2 separate regions of the Mus musculus genome follow, and region 1 is linked to region 2. Evidence: chromatin loops called from intact Hi-C (ENCODE). Cell type or tissue: gastrocnemius. All regions are shown on one strand. Links, peaks and the distances in the headings refer to the core of each region. The heading gives the core; the rest is flanking DNA.

Region 1 (10,016 bases), core at 1,219-9,218, 140 kb before region 2:
ACTTCAGCCTCCCAAAAAGTTGGAGTTAGGGCCTGTAAGTCTTCATAATGGGCCTTCTCTTAAGTCTATAGTCCCACAACCCCTGTCAGCAGTTTTTAAAAGCTCTGTGCTAGGTCTGTACTTGTGAGGGACTTCTCCTTGTTGTTAAAATTTATACTGGCCAGTTATCCTTGTGATACAAGCTCTTTTCTATGTTGTTGTATCTGGAATCCACAGTAATATAATCTGTTCTACAGCATGGTTGGAACACATGTGAATTACATATAGCTGAAAAAGGTTTTAAAATATTTTCAAAATGTACTGCATGCTTTAAAATTTTTCATCCTATAGAACTTTAATTTAAAATTTTTAATTATTATTTTATTATTTTAATGTGTATGAATGCTTTGCCGCATATATGTCTGTGTGTTACGTGAATGCTGGGTGCCTGTGGCATCCAAAAGAGGGCATCAGATTCCCGGAATAGGAGTTACAGATGACTATAAGCCACCAAGTAAATAAATGCTAAGGAAACCAAGGCCTCTGCAAGAGCTGCTACTGCTCTTAATTGCTGAGTCACCTCTCCAGTCCCTATAGTTCTCCAGATTAAAAGAGATTCAGGAGAGGGTTATAATGTTGTTCCAGGGAAATGTTAGTGATCCGCCAAAACACACACAGGAGCCAATCTGATGCAACTCACATCAGGGTCTTTATTCTAGTTGAGCTAGCTCGCCGTACCCCCAACCCCCCACCCCAACGCACCACTGTCATGAAGGACAGTTTTGGTGGTGGGGGAGCCCCGAATGTCTACTGGGTCAGGGCTTTATAGGAAGCAGCAAGCAGGGAGTCCATGAGCAAGCATCTAAAGCTATGGCCTTTAACTGTGGCCTTTAACACAATTGGCTGGTGCTGGGACTCATATCATAAACTTAACTTCTGTTCCCCTCTGCATTGGTGGTCGTTAAGCAAGGGGTGGGCTTGTAGCCAGGGGGTGCAGGTTTGCTGGCATAATAACCTGAAGAGGCTGGTCTTAGTAATTTGAAGGCACTGGTTTTGTTGGGGATTAGCATAGGGACTGGAGCTGTTGTAACCCCTGAATTACTGATACTAGACTTTAGTGATGTACAGACAGTTTGCCTCTGCATTCCCCGCCAGAGACTCCCATCCTCTCTCCCCCTCTCCTGTCATTAGAATTGCATGCAACACTTCTGAGGATAAGCAGCAAAACTCCAGGTGCCTGTCCTTGAGATCTTAGAGAAATAACAAGCTCAAGGGAGACCATGGAAAAAAAACGGTAAACAGAGGTCAGGTCACAGACAATTACAACTGGCCATAAAATTAGTCCTTGAACTCATTATCCCCTCCCGCTTCAATACTATCCCACCCTCTACTCCCCTTTTCTGTAAATATTCATTCACACTATTCCTATAATGTATATAAACCCAATGTTTTCTGGACTCAGGGTCGCTTGTCAGCATTCATGCAGTTAGTGCTAGGTGGGCGAACCGAGTTCAAACTTGAAAAGACTCTTTTATGAGTTGCAGCCGACTTTGTAATTCTTGGGCTCCTCTGGGTTTCCCGTGAACTCAGGACACAACAGAGCTAGGCTCCGGTTTTGTTGGGGGGTAACATGGAAACTAATGCTAGGTGCCAGCCTGTTAGTTTACCTGAGTTCAAACTTAGGTCAGGTTCTCTAAAAATGGAGTCTGAACTCAACAGATTTGGCATCTCGTCAGCACAGTAGTAGACAGCTTGCTGAGCATCCGTGAGGCTCTGCGTATTATCTTCCATGCCTCAACAAACTAACTAACCCACCAACATATTACCACAAGTGCAATATATTAAGATGTTTCAAACTGTGAATGGTGGCACATGCCTGTGTTCCCCAGAAGTTGGGAGGCTGAGGGAGTGGGAGTACTTGAGCCTAGACACCAAAAAGGAAAATGAACTAGAGTTGCTTGCATTATTGGCTTGATAGATCAAAACCCACAGCTCCCCTAACCCCTTAATTTCTTTAAGGTCTTGTTTTACAGCTCAAGCTGGCCTTGAGCCACCCCTCCCCCATCCTCCTGGTTCTGGGACTATAGGTGCATGTCACCGTGCCCAACAGGTTTTGTTTTCTCTGTTTTTCCTTCTTAGTCTGAGGATCAAACCTAGAACCTCATATAAGTCAAGAAAGCCCTCATCCTCATAATCACATCACTAGCATGAGGCCAAAGTTTAAAGCCACACTATGTGTCATTTTGTTGGCCCTTTTTTTTTTTTTTTTTCTGTGCTTGAGATTTAAGCTGGGACTTTGCACATGCCAGGCAAATGCCCTACAACTGAGCCACACCCCTAATCCACAGCACCCATGCTGCATTATCCAGTGATAGTGATATATTTTGGGGGACGGAAGTAGGTATTAGTAGGGCACGTGTGCCATAGCACACTCAGAAGACACCTTGTAGGAATCCCTTCTTTCCACCCCGGGGGTAGCTCAGGTTGTCAGACCCGCTGAGCCATCTCACAGGCTCCTATAACGTTTGGAATATTTCTTTTTCATTCATTGTGTCACCATCTGGCCCATGAGTTCCAGGCCCATTTATCATCATATTCATAGGTCTTAGCATGGTGCCTGGTATCTAGGACCTATAGAGTTTTTAATTCCCAGAGCCAAAGAATGTAGCTCTTTGGCCCCTCTACTATGCAAACCCTCTATTTCCTGTAAGGTCGGGAGCGTCTCTGTATTTAGTCCTGCATTATCTCTGCATGGGGTCATTTTGCTTCAGATGTCCTAGGCTGTTTACACTTCTCTTCATAACTTTTTTCAAGATTCTTATAAGATATTTTATTTGACTTTTAATTGTGTTCATAGGTATGTAGCCATGTGCACATAAGTGCAGCTGCACACAGAGACCAGAGGCATCGATCAGATTTCCTGGAGTTGGACTTACGGGTGGATGGAGGGCTGAGCACTTATCCACTGAGTCACTGCTTCAGTTCCCAGGACTCTGAACATGATTATCTGCCAGTGATAGAACAAGGCCCCGAGGCTCAATGTTTAGTACTGGGGAAAACATTGAAATATAATTACTATGATATCAAATCTGAAATTTATGGGGCCTTTCTGGGTATTCAATATACGGACAAGTTGACCTTGTTAGGCCATGTACTCCAAACTGCCCACAGATACTTGATGGGGGTGTGGGGTAAGCATGGTCAGACAGACAGAGAGACGTGGAATGGACATGAGGACATGCCAGGAAGCCTGGGCAGGGGTGAGGTGGGTAGGTGTTTATTGGCCTACTGGATCAAGCTCCCTGCCCAGAACCAGAAAACAAAGAAGACAGAAAGCAATCTTGTTTCCCTTTTCGCCCTTGCAGGTGGGTTACCCGGCCCTGCAGTGAGAGGGTACTCTCACCTTTTGCACTCTTGCCTCTGATGCAGCTCTGGTGGATAAGCTTCTTGCCTACAATCACTGTGTTCACGCGAGGATCTAGCTTCCCTGGAGAGAGTCACTACCTGCAGCTTTACTTATAAAGAAACGGCCACTGCTGCTTGCTGCCTGGCTCAGGCTGCCCTCCATGTTCTCCAAGGTGCACTTGCTTTCGGCCTTTGCAGGATCCCAGAGGAAATGTGCCAAACATCCTTTACTTGATAAAATAAACTCTGATTACTAATTCACTTAAAAGTAAGCCAGGTGTGGTGCCACACAACTTTAATACCAGCACTTGAGAGGTAGAGGCAGATAGTTCTCTAAGAGTTTGAGTCTAATGTGATATACAAACATGGTGAGTTCTATAAAGGGGGCTGTGCTAGGATGATGTGGTGAATCCTGATTGAAGGAGTTCTTCAGTGTAGCAAAATAGTGAATTTTAATTGTTGGACTCTGTCTTAGGCAGGGTTTCTATTGCTACAACTGAAGAGACACGGGCAACCTGCGTCTGTGCTTTCTTGCTGCTCACAGAACTTTCCCCTCACCCCTGCTTTTTCCTGAAGATAACATGGGGCTCCCCTCCCCTCCTTAGCCTTTCAGAGAGGACCTGATCTGGCACTAGAATATTGCTATACTGTTTTCATAGAGACACTCCCTAATGACACTCCCCCCCCCCCTCCACACACACACACCGGAACAACAGATGCGGGCTTGAAAATAGACAAATGACAGTCTCTCTCACCCCGGAGCACCGAGGCCAGCACTCTCACTGATATATGGCTAAGGAAGGAAATCCAGCATCCACAGACAGCTGTGGTTAGTTGTGAAAGCACACTAGTTCCTGATAGCACCATAAAGTTACTTCCCAGGTTAGAAGAGCTCCTCTTCCCAGTTGCAGGTGCCCTGTGGGGGCCGTGATAGGCAGCCTATTTTGGTTGAGTGGGGCTTGCTCCAGTGACCCAGTAGAGAACTCTACAAGGGACAGAAAAGCGAGCCACGTTCCCTGAAACCACAGAGCCTCCAATTCCATAATTCTGTGACTATCAATCACTAAGACAATGTCCCAAGCTTCTATCATTCTGGCTAGACCCCACGCCCACAGTTACCTGACTATAGCCAGGTATGCTCCTCCCCAGGCCTGCCTACCATGCTTGAACGATGGGTTAGGCTTCTCCTAATGAGCTGCCCTCTCTCCTTGCCCACTGCATCGCCCGGGGCGGCGGGGGATGGGGTTGGGGGTGGGGTTGGGGGTTGGGGGCGGCCGCGGCATTCTGTTCTCAACTCCTTCTCAGTATCTAGTATCTAGTGTGAGATGCCTGAAGCTGGGAACCTGGTGCCTAAGACTGCCCCTTGTCCACCACCCACAGAGCTGGGGTCAGTGGCTTCACACAGCCAGACACCCACCCTGGGCTGCATGGAAAGTGTGTGGCAGTCTTTCGCGTCCACTTGCCCAGAGCACCAGAACTCTGGCAGGATGCAGGTTTTCCCCCTTTCCCTCTTTTCCCCACACCCATGGCCCCGCAGTGCCCCACTGCCTGAACAAACGTTATCGTGTTTGAAAGATGACTTCCCTTATTACCTCCCCCGTCACCCTAAAACCCAGAGAATCCCTGATTATGCTCGTATAAAAATGCCAAACCTCTAGGCTCGGGGTCGAATTCCTGTCCTGCGCAGTGGGAAGGTTTACGATCTGAGTCTGACTCAAATTAATAAAAGACTCTCTTGTTTCACTACATCTGGTCAGCGATTCTTAAGAGTTCCCCTTGGGATTCCGCTGTGACCTGGACACAACATTTTGGGAGCTCGTTCGACCAGGATTCCCCAGTGGATCTTTGGAGTCTGCAATCCGGAGAGTCCAAGGCTGGCAAGCGAGTATGGTGAGTGTCAGTGTTTCTGTATTGTTCCCGTCTGTTCTTTCTGGTCGTATTTTGGCATAGGGGGCGGGGGAAGCCTCGAGATAATGGTGTAAACTAAACCACAAGAACTGGCTAAAGCGGATACACTGGAGAGTCATGGCTGCAGGGAACAGGAAGTCGTTCCTGACCCCAGGTACAGGGTGGATGAGGTACCTGCCCATCGGCTGGAAGTGTTCAAGGAGAGACCATATCCACCTCATTTCCACTTTCTGAGGTGAGAGTCTGTGAGTCCTAGTGCTTGAGTTTACTTTTGTTTCCAGTTGCGACATGGCTATTTTGTTCGTGTGGTTTTGTCAGTGGTGTTTCTGGTAGTGTTTAGTCTCTTGTTATACTGAACGGTGATGGATGCAATGGGACAGGTTAACTCTCACTCTCTTCCCTCCTATCCTCTTAACACTGTTTTAGCTCACTTTAAGGACGTGAAAACCAGAGCTCACAATCTCTCGGTGAACGTGAATAAGAAGAAAATGCACAGGTATTGCAGCTCAGAGTCCTACCTTTGGCCACCAGAGGGGACCATCCATCTCCCCACGGTGCTAGCGGTGGAAGACAAAGTGTTTCAGAAGGCACAGGGGCATCCAGAACAAGTCCCCTACATTACAGTCTGGAAAGATTTGGTTGCCAAACCACCACTTTGGGTGAAATCTTTCCTATTGCTCCCAACTAACGCTTTTTTGCTTCCAGGAACCATGCCCGCCTTGATGACAAATGAACAAAAGCAGGAAGTCTCTAAGTCTTCAAAACTCCTCTATCCCATTTTACAGGACGGTACACCAAAAGAAGTCATTTTCCCACTACCTTACACTCAGACACCAGCTCTGGCCAAGGCAGCAGCCCCTGCCTCAGCTGGGACTCCACCTGTGCCTGTGACCTTGCCCAGGGGACCTGCACATGTGTTCCCATGCTGCCTTTGCTTGCAGGACCTGCACATGCATTTCCACCCTAGGGGATTCTCCCAGCAGAGCCAGTGGTTTCTGAACTGACTCTATTCCCGCCCATGTATCCCTCAGAGGGAGTGCCCCAGGTTTCAATAGTATCCACCTCGGGATGGAGGGAGGTCCAGCTCAAGGGAGCAGGCTTGTCATGGCACTGGCCAAGGCTGTAGAACCAGAGGCAGAATCCACTCTTACTCCCCCCCCCCCCCCCCCAGAGCAGGGCCAGTTGATGAACAGGGAAATGAGCCCCATTGGTATTGGCCTTTTGCTACTGCTGGTCTTTACAATTGGAGAATAGAGCATTCTAGGTTCTCTGACAACCCTAAAGAGCTCATTGGTCTCTTAGACACCTCAGCCCACCTGGGATGATTGCCAACAATTGTTGCAGATTCTCTTCAGAACAGAGGAAAAGGAACGAAATCGTTCTGGAGGCTTGGAAGAACATTCCAGGCGCCAATGGCACTCCAACTCAGAACCAAGCCAATATTGATGAGGGGTTTCCTCTCAGGAGACCAGCCTGGGATTACAATATGGGGACAGGTAAGGAACGTCTCCATGTTTATCACCAGTCTCTAACAGCAGGTCTCAGGGCAGCTGCCAAGTGGTCCACTAATTTGGCTAAGGTTTATGATGTCAGGCAGAAAGATAATGAAAGCCCTGCAGAGTTCCTTGAGCGGACTATGGACACTTTCTGCCATTATACACTCTTAGACCCTGAGGAAATGGAGAAGTCTAACACAGTGTTGCTGGTGTTGATAAATCAGTCAGCACCTGACATTAGAAGGAAGTTACAGAACTTAGAAAGACCAGGGGAGAAGTCATTGAGAGGTTTGGTGGAGGATGTGGAGAAAGTGTGCCATAACAGGGAAACGAAAGAGAAAAAGAAGATCCAGGCAGGGAAGATAGTAAACAGAGATCTAGCCAAAGTCCTGCTAGCCAATGGTAACCTGGACCAGAGAGAGAGAGAGAGGAGGCGCCAGCTCCAGAACATTGCAGAGGGGAGAGAACCTGGAGGAGGCCACTGGCCAGAGCCTGGAGAAGGCTGCCAATCAGCCTTAGGTAAGAACCAATGCGCTTATTGTTGGGAGCAAGGACACTGGGCTTGAGAATGCCCAAAGAAAAAGCCCCCAAACAAGACTACAGGCACCTCCTGAGCCCAGGCTAACCCTTAGAGAGAGAGAGAGAGAGAGAGAGTGTGTGTGTGTGTGTGTGTGTGTGTGTGTGTGTGTGTGTGTGTGAAGCCTTTAGATTTCCTAGTGGATTCTGGAGCCCAACACTTAAGGCTTAAGGTGCTCACGAAGGCTTAAGGGCCATTGTCTAATAAGAAATCCTGTGTCTCAGGAGCCACAGGCATCAAACAATATTCATGGGCTATCCAAAGAACAGTGGACTTGGGGATGGGTTAAGTGTCTCATTCCTTCACAGTTATTCCTGAGTGCCCACACCCTTTACTGGGGAGAGATCTACTAGCCAAAATGAGAGCCCAGATTCATTTTGACCCTGGGGAAATTCAGCTAGCAAACTGCAACAGAAATCCAATCCAGGTGCTGACACTTGACCTGACCTCTGAGGCTGAGTATAGACTAAATGAGTCACCAGCTGCCAGCGGAAAAAGTCCTGGAGGCCTGGCTGGCAGAGTTTCCCCAGGCGTGGACAGAAACTGGAGACATGGGGTTGGCAAAACACTGACCCCCTGTATTTGTGGAGCTCAAGCTGGGAGCAGACCCAGCATGGGTCCAACAATATCCTATGTCCCAAGAGGCATGAAAGGGGATCACTCCCCATCCGGAAACTGTTGGCCTTGGGAGTCCTTAGGCCATGCCATTCAGCCAGGAACACCCCATTATTGCCTGTGAAGAAGCCAAAGTCCAATGACTACCGCCATGTCCAAGATCTATGGTAAGTTATCTTCAGGGTGATGGACACACATTCTAACCCTTATACTCTGTTGAGCTCTCTACCTCCAGATAGGAAATGGTATTCTGTTCTGGACCTAAAGGATGCTTTCTTCAGCTTACCTTTGGCTCCCAAGAGCCAGAAATACTTTGCCTTTGAGTGGTACGATCCTGAAAAAGACATCAATGGACAACTCACCTGGACTCGCCTGCCTTAAGGCTACAAGAATTTACCCACTATTTTTGATGAAGCTCTGCATGAGGACCTGGGTGATTACAGAGTCAATAGAGCAGATATAACCCTTGTGCAGTATGTAGATGACCTTTTAATTTTAGCAGAAACCGAAGAGGGATGCAAGGAAGGGACCCAGAATCTTCTACAGGCTCTGGGGAACATGGGATATCGGGCGTCTGCCAAGAAGGCACAGCTCTGTAAGACTGAGGTCACCTCTCTTGGCTATATTCTAAAGGAGGGCCAGCGGTGGCTTTCTACAGCAAGAAAAGAGACCATTCTCAGCATACCCAACCCCTAGAGCCCAAGACAGAGAAGAGAGTTCTTGGGGTTCACAGGCTTTTGCAGACTATGGATTCCAGGTTTCGCAGAAATAGCCACCAGAGAAGTCAAAGACTTTGTTTGGACTCAAGATCATCAAAGGACTTTTGAGAGAATAAAGTAGGCCCTGCTGTCGCTCCTGCTTTGGGGCTACCAGACATCACTAAACCATTTCACTTATATGTTGATGAACAGAAAGGAATAGCTAAAGGGGTCCTGACTCAAACTTTTGGACCATTGAAATGGCCTGTGGCTTATTTGTCAAAAAAAATTAGAACCAGTGGCAGCAGGATGGCCACCTTGCCTGCATATCATTATGGTTATGGCATTACTGGTTAAAGATGCAGATAAATTGACTTTGGGACAAAATTTAGCCATGACTACCCCCCAAGCAATAGAAGGGGTACTCAAACAGCTACCTGACAGATTGCTCAGTAATGCCCGCATGACTCATTATCAGACCTTACTAATCAATCCTGGCTGAGTTACTTTCCAGCTGCCTGCTTCCTTAAATCCTGTGACCCTTCTCCCTGACCCTGACCCTGACCTGAACCACCTGCTCCACCAGTGCAGTGAAATCCTAGCACAAGTACACAGTACTTGACCTGACCTAAAGGACTCACCTCTCCCAGGAGCAGAGTGGACTTGGTTCACAGATGAAGCAGTTTCATTTGAGAGGGTTGCAGAAAAGCAGGATCAGCAGTGACCACAGAAACGGAGGCAATTTGGATCTAGTCTCTTTACCCAGGTCCCTCAACTCAAAGGGCTGAACTGATAGCGCTATCCCAGGCCCTTATCATGGGAAAAGGGCTAGCCGTCAACATCTTTACAGATAGCCGGTTGTCTTAGTCAGGGTTTCTATTCCTGCACAAACATCATGACCAAGAAGCAAGTTGGGGAGGAAAGAGTTTATTCAGCTTACACTTCCACATTGCTGTTCATCACCAAAGGAAGTCAGGACTGGAACTCAAGCAGGTCAGGAAGCAGGAGCTGATGCAGAGGCCATGGAGGGATGTTACTTACTGGCTTGCTTCCCCTGGCTTGCTCAGCCTGCTCTCTTATAGAACCCAAGACTACCAGCCCAGGCATGACACCGCACACAATGGGACCTCCCCACTTGATCACTAATTGAGAAAAAGTCTTACAGCTGGATCTCATGGAGGCATTTCCCCAACTGGAGCTCCTTTCTCTGTGATAACTCCAGCCTGTGTCAAGTTGACACAAAACCAGCCAGTACAATTGATTCCTTGTCAACTTGGACACACAAACACATCACTATTAAGCCTCAACTTTTACTTTCTTATTCATCCTCAAGACCTA
Region 2 (10,016 bases), core at 1,142-9,141:
TATTAAATTTAATAAGTAAAATAATATATAAAATAAAACATATATCAAATTAAATAAAAATATTAAAAATTATTAGTGTATATTCATTGTACAAAATAGTGGGTTTCATAACTGATCATGTGAGTGATCATTGGTGTATTTTGTATACTCCTAATATTCACACTCACATTACCTAGCCTCTTTCAAATCTTAAATATCTTACCTTATTTCTTATAAATAGATTGGGGGGAAAGGTAAAAACCTCAAAGAGTAATAGAAATGTATTAGGTTCCTATTCCTCATCTCTGAGTATAAACCAGCATCTATGAAAGCTGTAATAAGGGCAGGCTGGCCGTGTAGCCAGGTAAACACCCGCTTAGCATCCTGAGGCTCTAGCTTCGCTCCTCTCCTCAGCGTGGGGTGGGGAAGGTGGAGATCCGCTGGCTGCTTTGTAATTTTTCCTTCCGAAACCTCGGGAACATGCAGCCGTTGTAGCCATCTGTCTGCACTGGGCTGTTTTCCTCCAGAACGGGACCCTTGTTTAGCTCTGCGAGTTCCTGGTCCCTTCAGCAGTGCTTGTCACGTGCTTGCAACGACAAGGGAATTCTTCAATCATGCAATTCAAGGCACTGTGTAATTTAAATTAGAAAAGGTTTTAAGTTAGCTACAGTAAAGAAAAAGTAAAAAGGTAGTAAAATGAGATGTTTTTAATATTTTACTTAACTGAAATGTTGTCTGAACAGGCACTCAATATTAGGCAATTTTGTATGTGTCCCCCTCGCCGGTGACTTGTGGTTCTGGGCATGCATGTATTCAGCATATCTCAGCTTAGGCTTGCCCGATTTTAGTGCTCCTCACCGTGAAAGGGCGGTCTATCTAAAGGGGCAGTGGGAGGCAAGGCTACAGTAGCAAAGTAGGGGTCATCGTCAAATGAGGAGTCTGCACTATAGTCTACAGGCTGTAAACCCAAGGGGGGAGTAAGCCTACAGGCTTTCAATGGTGTGTTTGGAGATCAAGGAATGGGGCTCAAGCAAGAAGCATGTTAGAAGGTTGCTAGAGTGTGCAGGGAGGGAGGGACAAGAACCTGAACACAGGGAACAGACCAAAGGAAGTGTGTGTGTGTGAGTCACTCAGCCAGGAGACCATTACCATTTGGCGGCACTCTGATCTCAAGAGAGAGTGGAGTAACCTAAGATTTCTTTTTTATTGGGTTTTTACTGCTGTCCGTGAGATGATAATACTGTTAACCAAAATGCAAGAGAGCAACTTATAAGGGCTGGGTGAACTCAGTATGAGCTGTGCTGACCTTGAGGTGTCTCTGAAAGAGGCCATAGGTAATCCTAGTCTAACATGGAAGAGTGCCCAGAGACTTTAGCAAGACTGTGTAGAAACACTTTGGAAACTGGAGGAGCTACGAAGCCTGAGGGCACGGTGGAGGGAGAGACCTGACAGCCCCTCCCTCTGGAGGTGGCTGGGGTTGAGGCTGAGATCAGAGCTGCCCCAATGCAGATTTCAGCCAAGCACTGTTCTGTTTATGTAGCACTGGGTCTCAAAACGTCCTAAATTAAAGTTAGGTGCTAACATTTCTATACATGACCCACACTTTATATTTCTTCTAAATTTTAAGGGTTTTTTTTTTGTTTGTTTGTTTATTTGTTTTAATAAAAGAAGTCTGGGAGGAAGAATCAACAGTGTGGGTAGTAACGGTCCCTGGAAGTGTGCCTTTCTCTACATATGTCTGCTTCATTTGTCACAGGCTCAGTAGACATTTGAGCCAAGGATCAGGAGTTAATGAACATGCAAAGGTAAATCAGTGACAGATTATGGAGAGCTTTGACCAGCAGTTGGAATATAGGATGTAGGCTGTAACAAGCAACTTTTGAAGACAGAATTAGTGAGATTAACGCCCTATATAGGAAGATTATTCTGAAGCAGTGTGAAAACAGAGACGTTTAAAAATTACCATTTTTTATTTTTAATTAAAATTTTTAATTATTTATTGCTACGTGTGTGTGTGTGTGTGTGTGTGTGTGTGTGTGTGTGTTTTGCCTGCATGTATCTCCATGTGCTGTGTGCATGCCTACAGGGGTCAGAAGGGGTATCAATCCCCTGGAACCAGAGTTAGGCACAGCTGTGAGCTGCCTTGTAACCCAGGTCCTCTGAAAGAGCAGTCAGTGCTATTAACTGCTGAGCCGTCTCTCCAGCCCCAGTGACCGTTTTTTAATGAAGAGAAATGAGATATACCACTTCCCCATTGCCACATTGTTACTTGGGCTGTTGAGCTTGGTGGGAAATTTGCTTGCAGTCTCCTAGAACTCCAGTGGATGCTTAGCTTATAAGGGACAATGAATGCTAGGGTCAATATGGAAAAGTCAAACAAAATATGCTTCCTGGCTATCTGTGGCTCAGAGGTCACCATAGACACCATTTTACTAACCTTTAGGAGAAGAGAAAGACTCTTTATTTCCCTCCCCCATCTTCTACTGCACAGCCAGTATCCAAAAGATCCCGTGTAAAAGGATGGTCAAAATAAATATCTGTTCATTAACTGTATGCTAGCCACTCCTCCAAGGTGGTGTTAGTGTTGGCTAAGGCTAGGGTTTTGCATGTGCTTTGCAGGTGTGTCAGACTGTCCTAATTTTTAACTTCTCTATGCATATGTTTTACTTGATTCTTATAATCACCCTTGAAATAGCTACTGTTGCTCTCTCCATATTGTAGACAAACCGAGATCCTAAATCATAGCTCAGCCATGGGGCTTAGGTTTGGCAGTCTGAGAGATCTGACCACTACAGATTGTTTTGTGTCTGTATTTACTGGCATGGCACACGGAACTTACACTTCCATGTAGGAAGCTCTGGTAGGACATATTGCAAGGGCATCAGTTTTGTTCTGGTTCCCAGAAGAAATAAAACTCCAAAGATGACCTTCAGCCATCTTCCAGGGGGCAGGTAATCTTCCAGGTCTCCAGGCTCCTTTAAACAAATAGTGTGTGCTGACCGATCTGTTTACTAAAAATAATAATTATGGTAATAACTCATCTTTTGAAGTTTTGGTCTTCTGAGTCAAGGTCTTGCTGTACAAGCCAGGCTGCTCTGGATTGTACTATGCAGCCTTGCATTCTTAAACATTCCCTAGTCTGCCAAGGGCTGGGATTCCAGCGTGTGCCACCACCCTCAGGAAACTCATTCCGCTTGTGCAAGCTAAATCACGATAGATTTTCTTGATATGTTTTTCTAGATCACGGACTTATCACAGGAGCTGCTTTTAAATGTTTTGATTTTGAAGGGGGGTTGGAGTAACATTGTGGAGGGAGACAGAGCACATTTGATGTTTAATGATGCAGGCCTCCAGTCTTGTGAGGTTGCCTCCTGTACTCAGTGCAGTTTCCTTTTTCTTGACCTACAGATGAACCATGTAAAGGAAAGGTTTCAAGATGTAAACAACAAAGAGGTGCTCTTCATGTGCATTGGCATCACTTCAGGAGTTGGACGGCTTCTCTTTGGCCGCATTGCTGACTATTTGCCCGGTGTGAAGAAGGTCTACCTCCAGGTACTCTGGGCTCTCCTTCCCCTGTAGATGCAGGTTTGCCTACAGGTCCTCTCTGGGCACTCCTTCCCCTGTAGATGCAGGCTTGCCTGAAGGTCCTCTCTGGGTGCTCCTTCTGTAGCAGACTTCGTTCCTTGCACCTAGTGGTGCACTTGCACTAAATGTACCTATATGCATATATGCTGTAAAGATGTTAAATGCATTATAGAATAGAACTTCTGTAGACAGGTATTCTTTTCTTCTTTTCTTTTTTTGTTTGTTGAGACAGGATTTCTCTGTGTAGCCCTGGTTTTCCTTGAACTCACTTGGTAGACCAGGCTGGCCTTGAACTCAGAGATCTGCTTGCTCTTCCTTCTAAGTGCTGCATTTATGAGCTTGCTACTGTTACCAGCTTGCATATAGATTTTCAAGGACAAAGTAATCAGATTGCCTGCTAGGTGATATGGAGTGTGCTTAAACAGATTTTGATTCCAAGATTATTATTGACGGTCAGCTTGTAGTTGACTTGAGTCTTTCTTACCAGAACTCTGCAGCTTGCTAGATGTTGCAGAGCTCAGCACATTCTGTGATCCCTGGTTAGTAGTCAAAGGTCTTAGGGGACATGATAGTACAGTATTACAGCTCAGTGCGATAACAACTCCCTGGGAAAAAGCTGAATCACTAGTGAGGGTCTAAAGAGTATAAAGACATGAGAGCTACTTAAAGAGCTGGGATGTAACTTAGTAATAGCGCTTACCTTACACGCACACAGCCCTGCTTTGTTCCCTAGCATCACAGAAAAGTGGTTTTCTATAAGTGAGTAGGTAACTAGATGGAGACAGACGGAGATAAGGAAGAGAAGAAAAGAATGTCCTAAGGAGGGAAACCACAGGGTCCATAGATGTGTATATGTGTGTGCCTGGGAAGCTGGGCGCTTGAAAGGCATAAAGGAAGAATAGTAGAGGGTATAGCTGGAGTAAAGCCGGGTTAAGAAGACATTTATGGGCATGAAACTTGATGACCTTCCACACATAATGCTGCATAGAACCCTAGCATCGGGGACAGGGCGGGGGTGGGGTGGGGGGTGGGGGGTGGGGCATAGGCAAGAAGATCAACACAAGTTCAAGGCCAGACTGCTCTACATAGCAAGTTCCAAGCCAGCTGGGGTTACACAGCAAGACCCCACTTCAAAAAACACAGCCAAACAAACAAAAATGAAAGGGGATGAATGTTATTCGTCAGTCTACCTCAAGTCACTGTAGAGTTTTAAGGCAGGTACTGACATGAGCAGTGTTTTATGAAGATCAATATGGAAATTGGGAAGGAAAGAATGCAGTGGAGAATGGAGCAGCAGGAGTTGACAGTTACAAAAGGCCACATGTTGAATGGTTCCATTGATCTAAAATGTCTAGAATAGGCAGATCACTAAGAAGGTAAATAGGTGGTGGTTGGGGGAGTTGATAGTTTCTTTCAGGGGTGGTGAAAATGGTCTAAACTAAGATACGAATGTTGGTCTAATAATACACATAAGCTGGGTGGGGTTTATAGCAGCATTTAGAGGCAGTGACATGTTGCACAGATGTAAATTGGAAGTTGCTGATGGGGTCTAGATAGGAAAAAAACAAGGGAAAGCCATTGGGATCAAGCAGTAAATCAAAGGTACAGAGAGCAGGTGCCCGATGGAGCCACTTACGCTGGCCACACCCGAGATCTGTCGCTTGGCTAATGGTGGTTTCATCATCCTGTGAAATTAGAAACTCAGTAAATCCAAGGAAGACAGACTGTTTGTCTTTGCCACATTTGTGTATGGTACCTGTAAAACAGCCAAGTTGAGCTTGGAGCTCGTGGGTGGGTAGAAGCACTGTGGGACTTGAGCATTCAGGCTGCCAGGGAACTGCGAGGAAGGGACCAGGTTGGTAAGAAACATCTGGGAATAGAGTGCTCCTAGGGATATCAGGAACTAGTGGAGTGACTGAGTAAGAGGCCATCGGTGGCCACACAGATGAGTAAATGGGAATATAGGGAACCACATCCAAAGGACGGAAAAGGAGAGCCAGAAAGGGAGTGGAGGATTGATCATGACAAGTTGTGTGAGCAGTCTCATAAAAGGTGAAGTCTGGGAGCAGGAAAATACGTGGCACGGGTGTGCATTACAGATAAAGTACCTTCCCTTAGTCAGCTATAGTAATGCCTTGTACACGTTTAAGTAGTTACATTAGCAACACTGTGATGACCTAGATGATGAACGGAGTGTTCCACATGCACCATCTCCAGTCCTTGCCTGGCCCTTCAAGGAAGGCATAGTTCTTTGCTTCCACTTACAGATATGAACACTTGGGAACAGGGTCTGCCTTGCTGTGGGTCCAAGCAGACAGTCATGGGCCAGCATCTGTTACACAGCTAGAAGGAGGTGGAGACAGCGGCTGCCATCTGCCTCCTCCCACCAGTACTGGGAGTGAGATCCAGGCCTCGTTCATATTTATGTACTCTTATTAAATGTAGAGCCAAGTTGGGCACAGTGAAGCAGGCCTCAAATTCCAGCACTCGGGAGGCAGATGCAGGCAGATCTCCAAGTTCAGGGCTGGCTTGGTCTATGTAGTAAATTCTAGGACAACCAGGGCTATGTAGAGAGACCCTGTCTCAAAAGGGAGGGGTTTTGAAACAGCTCCATGAGTACAGCTATGGGCCTCAAACCTGATGGCCTGAGACTGATGCCCAGAATTTAGGGAAAGGAAGAAGGAAGAGCAGTACTCGACTAAGTTGTCCCTGGTCTCCACATGTGCTCTGTGGCACATACTACCCCCAACCCTACACACCCTGGGCAAGGCAGCTCACACCTGGATCCAGTACTCATGGGGCAGGGTTGCCAGCCATGCCAGGCCAGCCTGGCCTTCAGATTGAGACTCTGTCTCAAATAGTATGGAAGTCTTTATTTTACGACAGTCTTTCCACTCTTTATAATACTTCATTGTAGATAGACTTAACTAGCATTTTGCTGATCAGTTAGGTTTGTTTTCTAATGTCGAGATGCCCTCTTCTGGACATCTGTTGCACTGAAGACTTTCAGCTTTCATTTTGTAAAAATAATTCTGAATACTTCCTATGCTCTTAGACATTAGCCCAGGTAGAGTGGCACAAACAGGACAGACAGGGTCCCTGGGTTCTTAGCACAGCTCATAGCTGGGAAAAGTTAGGTGGTTTTAGACCTAGCAAAGGAGACTGGAATGGAGGAAGGTGGGAAGATGGGAAAGGGCAGTTATCCATGTCTTCAGAACCAAGATTGGAGATTTTACCTTACTGGAGAATGTTGGTATAGTTTTCAGTAATTTAGGGTTGGTAGCTAATTGGCCCACAACTGTCACACAAACATGTCCTGGTCTGCCTTGAACTTGTCTTGCGGTCTGGAAGGTGAGGAAGAAGCCAGCCATCTTGGAAATTTGCCACCTTTATTACCTACATATGGTCCCTCTCCTGCCTACTGAGGTGTTTGTCAAACTCCTAGTCCTCATATGGACAACATGTCCATATGTGTGGACTCAAGTGCCCTGGACTCTTGTGCTCATCCTGCGTGGGGTACAGAATGGGCTGAGGGTAGGAGGGCTCATGTTCATGTCCGGCTTCGTGTGTAAACTCTCTCTTCCTTTGAAAATGACAGTGTTGCTTAAGCTGTTTTTCATTTACTTATCACCAACATTTTACATGAGGGTATGGAGTTTACCAAATGTTTAGATAGAATCCAAGTACTTAACTCTGCCCAGACTGAATCAGAGGCCCTGCAGTCTCATTTCGGCTGGCACTGCTTTGTGTGGCCTGTTCTGTGCAGAAAGTCAGCCATGTTCCCTCACTCTCCTCCTGTATAGGAAGCACCTCCACAGCACTGCCGGCCCTCAGCGTCAGGAGCATCAGTCAGTCAGTGCCGGATGAACAGCCCTCGCCGCCTCTCCCGTGGCCACAGCCTGGTTTGGTTTGCAGCCTCCTGGCCAGAGGCTGTGACTGTCTGGAAACATTGTGTTAAGTAAGGGTGTTAAGGGCAGCAACTGAATCTGACTTGGTCAGATCAGTGATGGATCTGCCTGGAAGGATGCTTATGCTCGCTCAGGTGGAGCTTAGCTTCCCATGGAGCCCAGGGTCTGAGGAGAATAGGTCAGTGTTGTCTCTCCACAATGCTGTGCTTAGGAGAAGAAAAAAAAAGCTTGTGTAATGAAAAACTCATTTGTCTTCCAAACCAGGTTCCGGTATTGACAGATCAATATTTGTTCTGCATATTTGATATTTATTTGCAAATGATAAGGAAGTACTGATCCTCCTGTGTGGACCATTTATCAAACCTTGACATGTGCTTCCTGTGACCAGGAATCTCTGCACAAAAAGGACAAATATTTATTCCTCACAGCAGTTACATTCTGACCAGCTTGGACATAAACTCTACAGGGAACTAGCATTTTCCTCCCTTATCTCCTTAGTTACTGCCGAGGCAAAACACGGCTCTCAACTCAAAAAGAGTAATGTATTCTGGAGCTAAACATGAGTGACCGTGGTTCCAGAACATAGACTAGGTTAGTCCAAATTCCATGCTTCTAAGTGGGGATGTTTGGTGAGGTGTTTACCGCAGCGGAGCATTCTTAAAGCATGCCACTTTTCAGACGTGTTAGAAACATCAGGCAGGTAGATTAAAGCCAAGGGAGGAAATGGAAGCTCCAGGCCTCACGCCCTATCTCAGGGCATTCACAGCCACTTGGTCGGTGGCATTGGTACACTGAAGACAGTCACAAAGATATTAGCTCACACATAGAGGAGGGCAGGAAATGTCTACAAAAGAGCTAACAGTGGCTCTGGACTTGTAACATTCTAACTCCAACATTGTTGAAGTCCTAATAAGTTAGTTGGCCTTGGGCATTTCTGGTGGGGGGTGATGGGGAGTCAACTTCTTCCTGAGAACTTTCCTTCAATACAAATAAGGTAAAAGGGGGATGGAGAGATGGCTTAGAGGTTAAAAGTACTGACTACTCTTCCAGAGGTCCTGAGTTCAGCTCCCAGCAACCATGTGGTGTCTCACAACCATCTGTGATGAGGTCTGATGCACTCTTCTGGTGTGTCTGAAGACAGCAACGTGGACAGTGTACTCATATACATAAATAAATAAATCTTAAAAACAAAAGACTTAAAAACACACAAACAAGGTAAAAGGAACTAGGCATTGCTCTGAAGTGCTCAAGGAAGTGCTGTCTGTGTGAAGAACCTTGGAGTTCAATCCTCAAAGGAATACAAATTTATTTTATTAAATTAATCTTATCCTTTTTCATTCTGTATGTATATTTTCTCTGCATGTATACCTGTGCAGCACAAACATGCCTGGTGCCTGCAGAGGCCAGAGAGAGCATCAGATTCCCTGAAACTGGAGTTACAGATGTTTGTGAACTTCCATGTGGGCCCCAGGAATAGAACCCAGGTCTTCTGGAAGTGCAGCTAGTGCTCTTAACCACTGAGCCATCTCTCAGTTCCAAGTTAATAAGTCTTACAGTAGGCATGATAGTACATCTGTATTACTGTACTCAAAATACTGGGGCAAAGGGACAGCCTGGGATTTATTGCTACACCATATCTCACAGGAGCAGCAATAGTAATAAATCTTGGTCAAATAGCTGAGAAAGAAAGAACATAAGTTAATATAGGTTAACGAGAAAAAAGGTCTTGCACTTAGGTAAAGATTAAGAAATGCCCCAGATACGGAGTCTCTGGACACCCACAAGGAACCACACAGGATTCCCCACGGGATCCTAAGACCTCTGGTGAGTGGAACACAGCGTCTGCTCCAATCCAAGCGCTCGGGACCTGAGACTGCATTAATTAAGGAAGCAGATAACCCGGCCTGAGCAGGGGCACAAGTCCCTTCCAGTTCACTCCAGCAGCGGATTCCTTGTGCGCGGAGTTTCTGGACACCCCCAAGGTCCTCACAGGACCCTCCACAGGATCTTAAGACCTCTGGTGAGCGGAACACAACTTCTGCCAGGAGGCAGGTTCGAACACCAGATATCTGGGCACCTTCCCTGCAAGAGGAGAGCTTGCCTGCAGAGAGTACTCTGACCACTGAAACTAAGGATAGAGCTACTCTCCCAGGTCTGCTGATAGAGGCTAACATAATCACCTGAGGAACAAGCTCTAACCAGAGACAACTATAAAAACTAGCTCCAGAGAATACCTGATGGCGAAAGGCAAACGTAAGAATCCTACTAACAGAAATCAAGACCACTCACCATCATCAGAACGCAGCACTCCCACCCCACCTAGTCCTGGGCACCCCAACACAACCGAAAAGGTAGACCTGGATTTAAAAGCATATCTCATGATGATGGTAGAGGACATCAAGAAGGACTTTAATAACTCACTTAAAGAAATACAAGAGAACACTGCTAAAGAGTTACAAGTCCTTAAAGAAAAACAGGAAAACACAACCAAACAGGTAGAAGTCCTTAAAGAAAAACAAGAAAACACATCCAAACAGGTGATGG

Evidence for each region. Peaks named below come from ENCODE experiments on the same cell type or tissue, not always from the same donor. Only the 100,000 strongest peaks of a DNase experiment are listed, where the experiment ranks them.
Region 1: it touches region 2 in a loop (2.5-fold over the local background); 6 of 42 quality-filtered maps call a loop at or near these places.

Annotation. Positions count from the first base shown.
Region 1 is chr10:40,186,873-40,196,888 of GRCm38, reverse strand. No RefSeq gene overlaps it. Among named protein-coding and RNA genes, the nearest start is that of Gm31992, 28 kb to the right of the region's middle. In gastrocnemius, for the core only: a CTCF peak has its summit at 5,818 (motif pointing right); no DNase peak of the experiment used is centred there; H3K4me3 peaks cover 850 bases; H3K27ac peaks cover 3,302 bases.
Region 2 is chr10:40,050,002-40,060,017 of GRCm38, reverse strand. Slc16a10 (solute carrier family 16 (monocarboxylic acid transporters), member 10) reads left to right here. Exons shown (of 6, transcript NM_001114332.1): 4 at 3,388-3,531. Among named protein-coding and RNA genes, the nearest start is that of Mfsd4b1, 30 kb to the right of the region's middle. In gastrocnemius, for the core only: a CTCF peak has its summit at 6,548 (motif pointing left); DNase peaks (open chromatin) are centred at 6,007 and 6,368; H3K27ac peaks cover 4,860 bases.